Regions from separate parts of the Homo sapiens genome. Here region 2 is linked to region 1. The links are chromatin contacts, found by Hi-C in ENCODE. All regions are on one chromosome and are shown on one strand. Each heading gives the region's core, a stretch centred on a gene start or an enhancer-like site at or near the end of the contact. The rest is flanking DNA. Distances are from core to core; before and after follow the strand shown. Region 1 overlaps TRPC6 (transient receptor potential cation channel subfamily C member 6). Region 2 holds the start of TRPC6 (transient receptor potential cation channel subfamily C member 6).

What was found. Hi-C counts contacts between places; a loop is a spot of excess contacts on that map. Pooled maps may share reads with other maps.
Region 2: a map of prostate gland shows a loop between it and region 1 (3-fold over the local background). The contact joins the promoter of TRPC6 here to the enhancer-like site in region 1. A Hi-C loop is called at or near these places in 4 of 168 maps with a recorded cell type or tissue (IMR-90, breast epithelium, esophagus muscularis mucosa and 1 more) and 2 of 50 pooled maps.

What each region holds. Positions count from the first base shown.
Region 1 is chr11:101,476,174-101,483,676 of GRCh38, forward strand. It overlaps TRPC6 (transient receptor potential cation channel subfamily C member 6), which reads right to left. Exons shown (of 13, transcript NM_004621.6): 5 at 6,776-6,992; 6 at 128-361. Among named protein-coding and RNA genes, the nearest start is that of MIR3920, 40 kb to the right of the region's middle. Within about 2 kb of position 2,976, at least 2 of the 41 ENCODE cell types and tissues checked have a DNase peak (open chromatin) inside an H3K27ac peak, as active enhancers do; they include breast epithelium, where a contact is called at or near this core.
Region 2 is chr11:101,580,431-101,587,933 of GRCh38, forward strand. TRPC6 (transient receptor potential cation channel subfamily C member 6) reads right to left here and starts at 3,577. Exons shown (of 13, transcript NM_004621.6): 1 at 2,904-3,577. The coding sequence starts at 3,073.

The DNA.
Region 1 (7,503 bases), core at 1,726-4,225:
TCAGATACAGATGTTGGAAACTCACAAACAATTTTATGAGAATTGTGCAGTAACCGAACTACTACTGACATCTGTTTTACAAGAAAATTCTGCATTTTTATTTATATTGACTGTACTGTAAACTCACCCAAATTGTAGTATTTCACATTGTCTCCCAATGTTACTTTCGTCAAGTCCTTCAAAGTATCATTTGCGTCAATGATGCTCTGGGCTTTGGAAGCATGCCAAAATGCCATGAATCTCGCAATGAATGATGCTGCGAAAATTGCTAACATACCAAAATCAAGCATGTTCCACAACTCAAACAAATATTCCTTGGGGCCCTGAGTCCAGATTTCTTTACATTCAGCCCATATCATGCCTGCATCAGAAAGGGGTTAAAATATCAATTCAATCGCATTCAGCCTTAGCTGTTCTATAAAACAAAATATGTTTGAAAGGTCTCAGCCTGACATTACAAAACCCTTCAAAATTTGGTCCCAACCTGCCGTCCCACCATAATTCCCATATCCTCACAAATATCCTAGTCCAGAAATATCAGTGCATACCTGAAAGCAATTTGACAAAGTTCATTGAACACCTTAAAATAACAAATGTCCTGCTGATCAATTAATTCCACACATAAAAATATATTTAACAGATGTTTATTGTAGGATACTTTATAATAACCCAAACACACCCACACACTCAAAATAGAAGTAAAATGGAAGTGGGACTTCCGCAGATGGAGTATTATCAAGCCATTTAATATTTTATTAATTACCATGGGACAGTGACCATGAGAATGTGTCTCAGTGACATCCAACTACAGGAATTTGATTGATCACAGGCCTCACCTACTGCCTTCTGAAAACCACTGCCACTTTTGTCCAAGGCCGTGTCTCCCCCCGGCTGCTCTCAGCCAATTACTGAGGGTGCCCCTTCTTGGGAGACATGGGACTCTTCTGATGGCTGACTTTGGCTCAAGGATTTCATGACAGCCTTGCCAACCTTTCCTTAGACTGTGTAAAGATCTAGGATGCTTCTACCCAACCTTCCTGCCTGCTCTCTGTCCCTTGGGGTTTGACTTGTATCCCTGCCTGAGAGCCCTTGAGACCCTTCTCAGCTCTCTTGCCATTTCCTCTCACAAGAAATGTTCCTTAATAAAATTCCCATTTCCCTTAATAAACCTGTTGAACATTTAATCTTTGTGCCTGCTTCTTGGAGGACCCGGACTAACATACACTGGAAAAATCTTTATATTGTAATGCTAAGTAAAAATGTTTAAAATGTTATGATGTGTGGTTTATGTTTAAAACCAGCACAGTGACAGCCTAGATGGGATGACAGGAACTTATTAATAGTAGTTGTCTTTTTCTGGTAGAATTATTAATAGTACTGCATATTTCTTCAAAATTTTAACGTAGTATTTAGGAACACTGGATTTGAGATCAGGCTACCATGGATTCGAGAATTTCTTCTTCCATTTGTCAGCTATGAAGTCTTTGATAAGGTATTTAAACTATCTAAAACTCAGTTTGTAAAATGGGAATGATATTGGTTCATTCCTACTTCATTGGATTGTTATGAGGCTTAAATAAAATAGTTCATGTGAAATACACAGCTCAGTGTCTGGCACTTGGAAAAAAGTATGACTAACATTTATTGAGTGCTTACTATTTAAAATTTTCCATGATTGGCACATGTATTTTTTTCTTAATTTGAAGAATCCCACTTTTTTAATTAAAAAGAAGTTGCTTTATCCCTATTAAGATACTCTACTCTGACATCCTGCCTCCTGCTGGAGCCATCTGGAGAAATACAACCCAAACCAACAACTGATCAAAACTTGCCTCCATCAAGAAGTCCTTCACAGCCTCGAGTTGAAAATAATCTTCTCCTCTTACCCTCAGCAACCACCTGCCTCAAATTCTCACATTTGTCCTAAATGTCAGTCACAAAACCTGCTATGTGAATAGCTGCAGAGCCCTGTGGGGATTAAGGAAATGCCCCGTCTCTAATTTCCAAGAGCACGTCATGTGCCTTTTCTTAAAGCCAGCATTAAGTGCAGCATAGAGGACATGGATTTAAGAGAAGACTTCATTACTTATTTTGAGTTGTTTCAAGTTAAGAGGGGACTAGGATTGAATTCATATATAATCTGGGGGATCAAATTTGTAACAGGAAATACGGCAGTTTTTTTCCCCCTACTGTGGTCCCCGGGCTCCTGTCAGCCTCACGAGGAGATGCGGATGGTTCAGAGTAACAAGCATGGGGACTAAAGGGACATTTGAACTCATGCAGTCTAGTTGTTTTCAAAGCTTCCTCCCACTTTTCCATTTTCTTTTCTCTTTCTCTCTTTAAGAAATAAATAGAATTCTTGGCACAAATGATGTCTTCCTGAAGCTTAAAAACTAAAACAAGTGAGCTATTCTGCTTGAAGGAAAAGTTCGTGTCTCATTTGTCCTGAGGACCCCTGAGAGCTGCCAAGGAGAGTTTGAAATCCCGCATCAAGTCCAAGCTTGCCCCAGGCAGGAGACTTCACAGGGATCAAGCCTCTGCTCGTATAGATCTTGCGATAAGGTGCTTAACTAATTCTGAAGGCTGCTCATTCCACTGTTGAATTTTCAGAATATTCCTTCAACGTGGATGCAGTGGTTCTATTTTTGCCCTCTAGACAGGTAGCAAATGAGTCAGCTCCCTCTGCCTTCAAATTTCTTTTTACAAAAAACAACCAAAAAACCCACCTGCGTGCTCATTAAATCTGTTTTTCTCTAGCAGAGGCAGGTTAACCATGAAACTGAAGCTTCAAGATGCCTTTACTTGCCCAGGCTCCTGCTAAGTCGTCACTTTGTCTTCTTTTTCACTAAATGGGGCCCTCTGAATAAACAAGCCTCAGATTCCACTGGGTCTTACACCATGCCTCACCCTCCAGGGTAAGCTTCCCCAGCCCCCTCAAGTGCTGTTCTGAGAACCACTCACTCTCCTAACTAACTGCTGTGCTTGAAACGCTCCTTAGTTTGCCAATTGGCTGCACGTGGCACCCAGGGCCTGCAGATGTGGTCTCGCCATTGGGTAATTACTGCCTGGACTGCCGTCCTCTCCTTCTGTTGAAGAGTCAGCCCAGGACTGCATCTGCTTTCTCAGCAGCTCAGACTGGCCGTTAAGTGACAAGTGCTCCTAAGGCCCTTTTCACTAGTGTCTTCAAGCACGTCCTCCTCCCTGTGTTCCTGCTACATGTCCTACATGTCCTCTCATTGATTTGAGCTCACTGTTCTGCCTTGTCAACATCTCCTAACACATCAGTTTTGTCATTTAACCTTTCAACTTTTTGTCAACTAAAAATGAGATAAATTTGTTTTGTGACTAATAGTGTCATCCTCTCCCTCAAGCCCAGATAACACACCCAACATCTCATCTAAGTAGGCCACTTCTTATTAACATTTCCAGAAAGTACAACTTTCTTTCAAGAATAACTTCAAAGAAGAAAATAAATACCAATGTCAGAAACTGAACCAGGAATCTAACATAGGCTACAAAAGCATCAGCTATCCTGAGTTGTTCATTATTTTCCCTTTAAATAAACAGTGTTAGCTAGTCTCTGAAGTCAAATACAAAGGCTGGTGGGACAAAAGTTACAAGGAAAATGCTTTTGATTAGAGCCTCATTTAATATTCCTGTGTTTGTTAGGTTGCTAAGTGAAAAAGGAAAAAATATATATAAAGTTTAAAATAAAACTGAGACGGCTGGGCACGGTGGCTCACGCCTGTAATCCCAGCACTTTGGGAGGCCGAGGTGGGCAGATCACCTGAGGTTGGAAGTTTGAGACCAGCTGGACCAACATGGAGAAACCCCATCTCTATTAAAAGTACAAAATTAGCCAGGCGTGATAGCTCATGCCTGTAATCCCAGCTACTCGGGAGGCTGAGGCAGGAAAATTGCTTGAACCCGGGAGGTGGAGGTTGCGGTGAGCTGAGATCGCGCCATTGCACTCCAGCCTGGGCAGCAAGTGTGAAACTCCGTCTCAAAATAAATAAAATAAAAAATCAATGAAACTAAGACTAGTATGAGGAGAATAATTTATGGTCAAGAATAAAATGAACATGTTATATAAAATATAACTCACTGAACTCATGCAGTCTAGTTGTTTTCAAAGCTTTTCATTCCTCCAGTTCCAGGCGTGATATTCCTTCTATATTCTCCCTCTTAGAGACTGCAGTCACTACCTACCGGTCCAAGGCAGAACCCACAGCTCCTCCCTTCTGATGTGCAGTAATCACCAAGTGGGTTGGGGTTTACCTGTTAGGGTGCTCTCAAGTTTATACATATTTTATATATAAAATATAATATGTTCATTTTATTCTTTACCATAAATCATTCTCTTCATGCCCCTTTATATAAAATTTAATTTTTAAAATTCTTTACCCCTTATAGAAAATTTAATTTTTCAAAGTTTCATCTTGTCCTAAAACAGTCATGTTTTGCCTAATAGGAAAATAGCACTTCTTGTAAAAGTGACATATAAATGCTCAGTGAAAAGTTGAATAATAATTGTAATTATCTGAAATTTCTTGAACATGTCCGTTGTGCCAAGTACTGTATTATTTACCTTACATATACTAAGACATAAAAAATAAACTATGAGACATGGGCTTTTAGTTTAACAAGATAAAGGCCATGCACAAGTGATTGTTTATTCTTATTTTAAATCAGATATTGGAAGTGAAATATAATTTCTTTTTCTAGTCTCATCAATTAAATTAGAAAAGAAATAGAATAAAATCAAAGCCATCTTCTGTATCCAAGATTTATCATTACTTTGGTGATACAATTCACATTTTATGCCACTATCCATATTTTTCCCTAAAACATATTCAGGAAATGAAGTGATTTGAAAGTTTTGAATAACTCAAATGCTACTGAATTAAATTTAAAATATTCCTATGGTAATTTGAAAAATGCGTCTTAATATTTTGACTGATCATCTCATCAAGCTCCAGCATGAAGCCAAGAAGACATGTCCTGCCTTAGAAGTGATACAAAACTGACTGTCAGTGCTTCTCCAGGTCCCTAGAGAGGGAGGTGGGATGTTGGGGGGAGGGAATGGAGAAGCCTGTGGATTATTAAAGGATTTATATGAAAATCCCTGAGCCTAATTTTCTTTACATCTTGCATATGTTAACCCTACATAATTTTATGCATAGTCAGGGCCTTAAGTACCATCTGGAATTGAGGATGGCTGGAACTTTATTCAAAACCCAAATACTCCCAGGGATCATACTTTCTATTACCGAATGGACATTTCCACCTTGAAATTCCATGGGCACTTCAAAGTCAGTCATAACCTAAACTTTAATCAGCTTTTCATTCCTCCAGTCCCAGGCATGATCTCCCTTCTGTATTCTCCCTCTTAGAGACTGTAGTCACTACCTGCTGATCCAAGGCAGAATCCACAGCTCTCCCTTCTGATGTGCAATAATCACCAAGTTGTTTGGGGTTTACCTATTAGGGTGCTCTCGAGTCCTTTCCCCTATCTCCTGAGTGCCAGGCCTCATCCTCCTCGCAGGGAGCACTTCCATTGAGTCTCAGCCTCTGGACTCTTTAAAGCCACCGTCTATCTCACAACCACTGTGACCTTTCTAAAACATGATCAGATCAAATCACCAATTGCTGAAAAGCATCTTCTAGCCATTTCTCCACCCTTATCTCCCATCACTCGCATCCATAAATGCACCTTGGCTCCTTCTCTGCCTAACTCATCATATTTCGAGTGTGCGAGGTATTGCCATAGTTCCACATCTCTAATGTTCCCATGCCATCCTTGTCTCCCAAACAGGTCTGTTTAACATTCTTTTATCCTCAAAGTACCACATTGAAGATACTGCCCAGGAAGGGCTTCTTGCCCCTTCCATTTCACATCCCACCTCAGATTTAGATGCCCAATCTGTGTATGTTCATAATATCCCAATAACTCAATTATAGCATTTGTCACATTGAATTTTAATTATTGATTTACTTACTGACCTGCCTCCCAGACTTAACTTCCTTGAACACAGGGACTGTCTCATTCACTTTAGTATCCTCGTTACTTAACAAAGGCACTTAACAGCCACTGGATTTATTTATTCATAAATATCTAATTGAAGTATCTTTATTGTTTGCATTATATTTAATGGCAAGCTACATGTATGATTGATTCTAAAGACAAATAGTATAGCAACTAAGATCATATTCCTTCTCTTCCACTTACCACCCAAGAGGCCTAAAGAAAGTTACTTGATCCTTAGATAAATCCTATAAAATAGATGTGATTATACATTATAGACTAGAAAACTGAGGTGCAAAGAAATGATGTGATTTGATGTATATAAAGTGCTTGGAATAATTCTTGGCACAAAATAAATGCTCAATAAATGCAAGTGGCTGTTAGCTTCAATTCCTATCAAATCTCAATGTAAAATTGTGGTTGTGTTTAAGCTTGAAATCATAGCTCGCTCTCAAAATATGAATAGTATAATAGCTTTTTGTCACTGGTGGGATGTGATTGATACTACCCTGTTGGTTTTCTTCCTGGGTTTTCCTTGGAAATGCAAAAGGCGCACAGCATGCGAGAAGACTATGGCACTGATAATGAACCCAAGGCAACTGTACTTTAGGAACACAAAGAAAATTATGATGTGTGGTGCACTGTATCATGCTGCATACATTTGTATAACTGATGTGTGAAAGAATCAGTGTCATTCAGTCCAACTGCTAAGACTGCAAACAGAAAACATGACAGAAAATCAGTCTTTACCTATTACCCAGGATATAATGAGCATCTCCATCCATGAGAAGCAGGATGTTTTCATCCTGAACAGCTGTTTTGCATTATCTGTGCTGGTTTCATTAGGAAGGAGTTTTGTGCCTTCAAATCTGTCAGCTGCATTCATGACTAGCAGTCCCAGAAAAATGGTGAAGGAGGCTGCGTGTGCTACAAACTTCATGAATGGTCCACGCATTATCTTCCCCATCTGCCACAACACACACCAAAATAAAATCTTAACTTTGTTTTGTACACTTTGCAAAACACACATACATACATGCAAGAATAAACATCTGCACATTCCAATGATCTCCTGAGATAATTGTTTATATTTATGTAATTCGTGATAGAGTAATATCTTTATGCTGTTACAAAATTTTGTTCACGTTCCTCACCTACATGTGCTGATGTTCTTGATTAATAACTAAATACATGTATTTTTCTAATAAAGGATATTTAAATTCTTAAAATATATAATATCGTTGACAAAATATAGAGCATAATAATATCAGCATTATTCATATAAAGAAAACTAATTTAGTGGGTCTGAGGTATTGAGGAAGTGGCAATGAAAATATGAAACTGAGTCTACTTTGCCAGGTATAGAACCTTGGTGGGTGTCCTCACATATACTTCATTGACAGGCATGCAATTCAGGCCTGAGTGGATGTTGTTATTTTGGTGATCTTGTAAATGCAGTAAAAGTCATGAGTACCAAG
Region 2 (7,503 bases), core at 2,327-4,826, 100 kb after region 1:
TCTTCTGAACACCATTTCAATTTATTACTATTTTAACTATTAAGGCCTTATTTAACTATTAAGGCCTTATTGCACATAATTGCTCACAAATAAGATAATTTACCATAATTTTCAGTTTTACTACTGAAAACTGAAGCCCCATAAATATAAATAAAAACTGAAGCCCCATTACTACTGAAGCCCCATTACTACTGAAGCCCCATAAATATATGTAAAAAATTTTTCTAAATAAGAAAACTATGAAACAGAAATTTTTGGCAAGAGTCATAGAATTTATTCCACAGAAATGACAACTTACAAAGACTTGGGATCTTATAAGGGAAAATCTCAATGATTTGAGAAATGGCAATATTCATATCTAAAATGTACTAGTGATTGCCACTTTCAGAAATGATACACCTCCCACTATGAAATTGTATAAATCACAAGTCAAAAGCATATGGAAGAGTTGATTTCTACTCTACCAGAGGGAGTAATTTTCTTTAGCTCTTTCTCATACATCATAGGTGTGAAGTACTTTTGTTTCTTGGTTAAAATTTTTCTGTTAGTTGATTATTCAACTAGAAAAACTTAAAATCTTGTCAGAGAAAACAGTGGATGAAATGTAACTATAGAACCTTTTGGAAATAATAGATTCATATAAAACCAAACCCAAATTCTAGAGCATGGCTCACTCTTACATGTATTATAGTACCTCTGACATCACGCAGAGGGTGGATGTTATGAATTGAAGCACATTAAAATATTTCTGTTCATCACTCTGCTGCTCAGTTCTATTTATTAAGAATAGTCCAGGATTCTTGAACTAAGGGAATATTCACTAAATACTGCATGTTGAGGACAGCCTGGGTAACATAGTGAGAACTTGTAGCTAAAAAATGTAATAACAATAATTAGACAAATTAGGCAGTAAGCCACATTTGAAGAAAGCACTGGGAAGAGTTTTCAGGACAACTTGGAATTATTACTTTATTTAGTCTCTCTCACTACTGATATATAACCACAAGGTTTTTAATCAAATCATTTTTTGACAGACACAGCGACAAGTGATTATATGGATTACAGAATGAAAAAAGGTTTTGTTCATGGAACAGTCTAATTTTTAAAAAGCCGTATAAATTTTTAGTCACCTAGTTTAGCCAGGAGGTAATGTTGCCAAACCTATAACCCTCAGACATCGGAGATCTCAAGTTTAACCAATAAAAATTCCATCTATGTCTTAAACTTACACCTTCAAAGTACATTTTAAAATAGCAGCATTTCAGAATATCCAAGATTTATTTATTTTTCTTTCTATTCTTGTTTTTTCTTGTCATATATCACCTTGCTATTCAGAGGGTGGTCCACGGACTAGCAACCTTGTCATCATCTGAGGGATGTCAGAAATGGAGAATCTTGGGCTGTACCTAAGACCTGCCTTCTCAAAATCTGCATTCTAACAAGATTTCCACATGATTTGCATGCTAGCCATTAAAGTTGGAAAAGTCTGTACTATGAGACATAAAAATATCTTCTAATTTAACACATCAAGTGTAAGATTTCTTTGAGGGATGATGAAATTGTCCTGGAATTAGATATTAGTGGTGGCTGTACAACTTTATGGATATATTAAAAATAGTGCATTGTACAAGTTAAATGGGGGAATTACGTGGTATGGGAATTATGTCTTGAACTTTTAAAAAGAAAAACATATACATAATTGTAAATGCTCTTAACTTGCACAGCACACAGATGAATGAAACCAGTTCTAACTATTCTCCTTTATCTTTGAGAAAAGTTAGATGCTCCCTTTACTGCGGCTCACCTCTTACTTCGAAAGGGCACCGCAGCAGGGCTTGAGGCTGGGCAGCCCTGACACAGCACCCATCTATCAGGAGGGTCTGCCAGGCGCCTATGGGGTGGAATCCTCCCTCCAACTAAAGCTGTTTATAGAGCTGAGAACCTCGGGAAACCGCTTGCGGGTGGATGTGACAAGTCAGGAAACTTGACTACCCAATCACCCAAAGGGGCAATGGGACAGAAATGCTATCTGCCCGCTGCACATGTGGTCACAGCGGTGTCGGGGAAGCGGAGTCTTTTCTTCTGGAGTCCACTCTGCTTACTCCCTACCTCCCCTCCCGCCACCCACCCAGCTAAAAAAAAAAATACCCTAGATTCATAAACAAAAGCTTGCAGTTACCCACAGCCCAATACAAACGACCCGACGCCCTCACTTCTATAGCCCGTGAGTCTCCCAGCCCCTAACAGGCTCGTCTCCCCAGACGCCCCGGGTGAAAAGGTTCGCGCCGCCGGTGGAGAGTCCTATTGGTTCTATTTCTGTCTTCACTCCAAGGCCCCAGGACCGGGGAGAGGTCCTGGTCTAACTTTGGCTGTCCCACGGTCCAAGGACCTCAGCGCTCAGCCCGAAACGCTAAGCCAAGCGTGGAGACCGCCGGGCGCACCCAGCACCCAGGCAGCTCCAACCCTTGGAGTTCTAGTCATCTCTCCCCCACATAGGCTAAGAGTCACCCGGGCGCACATCTGAATCAGCCCCCTGTTCAGATCCCGCCTGTTACGTAGCGATCCTGTCTCTTGTAGAGCGCAGGATGAAGGGGTCTGGAGAAATCGACCACCCATCTAATCACCTGCAATGGTGGTGTTACTATGCGGTCTCACTCTCGTGGGCAAACATATCCATGCGTACCTACGAGGAGCAAACCTAGACAACCCCGCCTCCCCCACTCCCCGCGCGCCCCTCCACTCACTCAGGTCCCAGCCCTGGCTCTCGCGGACCTCCCAGCACCGTCCTAGGAGGTACACACGCGGGTTCAGGACGCGCGCGGACGGACTCGGCCACTCCTGCGAGCGCACAACCTCCCTCCGCGCAGCCCGCGCCCGATCCGCCCCGCGTCGCCGGCACTCACAAGCAGGGGTAGTAGCCGTAGCAAGGCAGCGGGGCTTGCGGGCAGCCGTCTTCTCCCAGCTCCGAGTCCATGAGCAGATAGTCCTGGCTCTCGTTGCGCCGCGCAGCGGCTCCGGCAGCGCCCCGGGGAGAACTGCCCCTCCGGGGCCCGAACGCCGGGCTCTGGCTCATGGCGGGAACGCCCGACTGGCCTGGGCCCCGCTCCCGGGGGAGCCGAGTGGGCAGTTCCAGCGGGGACCCGGTGCGGAGGGTTCGCGTCAGCGGCCGAACTGGACCTGGGCAGACCGGTGCCCAGGGGACGACGGTGAAGCAGGGGGTGCAGACGCCCGCCGCAAGTGGCTCGCCCACTGGCCCGGGGAAAAGTCACCACTTAAGGGGGTGCAAAGAGGATCTTGACCTGAGCAGGTCAGGCCGAGGAGACCCCGCGAGGATGCGTCTGGGGCGCCCGGGCAGAGAGGGCACAGGCGGGGCCGCTGGTGGTAGCGAAGCGTAAGAGCGGAGAGCAAGGGAGACGGAGCTGAAGAGTTACTATGTCAACAGAGACTCTCCAGCCCTCAGCTCCCGCCTTCATCCCCCGCACTCTCCGTCAAGATCCCCACCTTTAAAGGGATCCGAGCGACGTTCTAGAAAGCAGCCAAAGCCTGTCCTGTAGCCACAACTTTCAGGAGGCGGTATGAGCCTGAACTAGGAGGAGCCAGGCACGCACTCTTTTTTTCCCCTCCACTATTTAGTTGGCTCATTTAGTAAGGATACCAACTGCGGACTTCGTAGGAAGCTTCCTTTAAGAACCACTCTCAAAGAGCCAAGGAAACCTGTTCCTTAAAAGGGACACGAGCCTCTTCTTTCTCCAGACTGCCTTCATTTTCTTTGGTCATTTTCTCTCTTACCCTCAACTCATAAAGTTATTATGACTCTGCTTTAAAAATGAACAACGTTCTATGTTCCAAACGCCAGATGTTCCCAGTTCCTGAGAAAACCAACAAAAATAGGCAAGCATTTTCCAATGATACCGATAAAGAGGCCAACAACCTGCTTACTTCAGAGAAAAAATTTTCCTTCCGTCACTGCGAATGCAAGAATGATTTCTCTGCCAGATGTTTCCCACGTTTCCAAGCTGTTTTATTTTTAAGACTTAGTTTTAAATTCTGATTAATATGCATACGTGTGAGAAGTAAAAACTTGTCAACAAGGATGAATCAGTATTTGTAGACCTTTAAGCAGTAGTAGCCAATTAAGAATCCATTCATTAAGTCAACAAATATTTAATGAATGCCAACTGCGTTTCAAATCATTTCAGAATTCGGAGGCAAAGAAGCAGATGAGGCACCTGTCTGCCCTCATAGAGCTTTCGTGGCAGAAAGGGGGACCAATTAAATAAGCAAATGAAAAAATATCAAGGACAAATGCTACAATGAAAATAAAACAGGTTGATGTGATGGCAGCTGGTGAATGACTACTTCAGATGAGATGGTTAAAAGAGGCCCCTCCAAGGAGGTGCTCGTTAAGTTGAGACATGCATGGCAAGCAGCCAGCCATGAAAAGATCAGAGGCCCATTGCAATTGGATGAAAGAAAGCCAGACTGAAATCTGTCTGCAAAGGTGCCTTTGCTTCCCATGAACAGGTGGACAACAAAATGAATGTTGGAAGTGTGGGAAAATGCAATTGATTTGATAGAAGGGAAAAGAGCTCACACATTTAGAAACTTCTGAGTTTGCCTTTAAATTTAGAACTGAAACTCAGAGAGAGCAGAAACCACTGTGTCCTGAGGATCCAGCTTCGTATTTGACACAGGTGTGTAGGGTGCATGCATGCATGCTTGGGTGGGTGAGTGGGTGGGTGGGTGGATGGATGGATGGATGGACGGATGGATGGATGGATGGATGGAAGGAATATAGAAAAAATAAGAAAATGCTCTTGGCCCTGGAAAGAACATTTTCCCTGGGGAAACAAACAACCTGCATCATTCTGAAGTCTGTTCTTTCTGATTTAACAGCCTTCCTTTTTGATCTTTCAACATGTGGAGCCATGATTTAAAATTCTTATAATTTTCTAGTTACTATACCTAGCAATAAGATATTCTTCCTAAAATTTGTTTGTGGCAACTGCTATCTGTAAGTATTCATTAGCTTTGATGCTTGAATGAATTAATCAATAAACGTTTAGTTAAACAGTGCCAAGGTAATCTCTTTGGCAACACCAAGTATGGGGAAAACATTCATGGGAAAAGTAATATTCAAAGGTTTTCTACCCAATTCAAATTCTGTGAGTTAAAGCCAAATTAATAAACATTTGTAGTGTCAGTTGAAGTGTTAACCTTTCACATAAAAAGAAAAAAAACAAAAACTGAGACAGAATTTATTTTGCTGTTGTTACACTGTTTTTCATTCACAGGTAACAACCTTCACACTGAAAAAATTACTACAGTAAACTTATTCTGACATCAATTTATCATGTGGTAAGACATGTTTTCCTCTGTTTTTTTTTTTTTTTTTGAATTATTGTGAGTACTAGAACAACAAGCCCAGTCATTTATTGAGTACCCAGAAGGAATAAGGTGGTGTACAAATGTTAGAAGATTCTGAAAGAGCTTATGACATGATGAAGTGGAATCATTAGATCAGAAGTCTCAAAGCCTGGATTTTTATTTCGGCCACTTCCCTAACTGAAGTTACATGATTTCAGAGAGGTCATTAAATCTCTCTCTGCCTCAGTTTTTTCATCAGTAAGCTGGTATACAATTACGCCTCAATCTCTAACTTCCCACATTATATAGTTATCTATGCAGTTTTATCACTTTACATTAAAAACATGGTGAAACCAATTTTTAAAAAGACAAAATACGATTAAATAATATAATTTTTGAATCAACTATGGAAGTATTGAGTAGATCTGGAGTCATGAAGAAAGCTGAGTGAACAAAGAAACAATAGTTTTTAAAGTTAAAAAATTGTTGGGTGAGCACAGGACTGATAGTTCTCACAGAGTTGGAAATTGCTATGCAATTATAGGTTATGTATGTTTATGTAGTATGTTCATGCTATTGAAATAAAAAAACACTCAGTCATTAATTCTGAGATGTGAGGATGAAGGTGAGTTATGTGTCTCTGTGGGCAGAGGAAGAGATGTTAATGAGAGAGGACCTTTGCCTCATTATATATATCTGCACTGTTTGATTATTAGTTTGATTTTACAAAAACAGATATTTTACATATATACATGTGTGTAATATATATAATGTGTATATATATTATACATATAATATATATATAACACAGTGTTTTGAAAAGCTGATAGGAGAAAAATGAGTAAAGAAAAATGGTTGTCCTCTAGAACAGTGGTCCCCAACTTTTTTGGCACCAGGGACTAGTTTCGTGGAAGACAATTTTTCCACGGACCTGTGGGGTGGGATGGATGGTTTGGAGACTATTTAAGTACATTAAATTTATTGTGCACTTTATTTCTATTATAATTACATTGTTTTATATATAATGAAATAATTATACAACTTACCATAATGTAGACTTGATAGGATCCCTGAGCTTGTTTTCCTGCAACTAGATGGTCCCATCTGGGGGTGATGGGAGACAGTGACAGATCATCAGGCATTAGATTCTTACAAGGAGCACACAACCTAGATTGCTCACATGCACAGTTCACAATAGGGTTCATGCTCCTAGGAGAATCTCATGCCTCCGCTGATCTCACAGGAGGCAAAGCTCAGGCGGTAACGCAAGTGATGGGAAAAAGCTGTAAATACTAAATACAGGTGAAGCTTCGCTGGCTTGCCCACTGCTCACCTCCTGCTGTGTGGCCCAGATCCTAATAGGCCACAGATGGATAGCAGTCCATAGCCTGGGGGTTGGGAACCGCTGCTCTAGGAAGTCTCAGGCAAGGAGCCCAAAGGGAAAGGAAAAGAAATTGCCACTAGAAGCAAAAGGTTGAGAAAACATTAAATGCTTAATAACTCAAGAAGCTCAAAAGTTACACAAAGCTGCAGTTTGTGAGTTGCTGTTGCTGATGGAAAACCACTAACATAGGAGTCTCTCTGGAAAATGCAGTTTGGGGTTGGTTGGCCAGAAGTACAGATAAAAGTTTAGTCGTGATTTCATCTGGATATTTTAAAGCATGGAAACCCTGAGCCCTGACTCCTATCACATGTAGAATCAACCGGGTGAAAACAGAAACACTTCAGAAGCTTCAGAGGGGCTGCTGATTCTCTATGAATGAAAGTGCCCTGCAAACTCCAGTTTGAGTAAAATCTGAGCAGGTGCTGCTATATCTTTGAACCTCAATTTCTTAATTTTTAAAATAAAGGGGTTATAATACTTTACATTTAGTATCTGTCTTGCAGCTAAAATGTTATTAACCATCAGAAACAAATAGAAGAATCTACAGATTGCTAATTTCATTTTTGCTCTAATTTGAGCTTGACATAGATGTTGTCCAAAATTCTAACATTATCATATGGTTATTTTGTAAGCACTTGTGATTAATATGGTTTCACTTAGAGAACAAGTTATGTTAATATCTCTTTTGATGGAATTATTGGGACATTTTTAGTAAACTGTTTACCAAGAGCATCGTGTGATATGTTTGACAG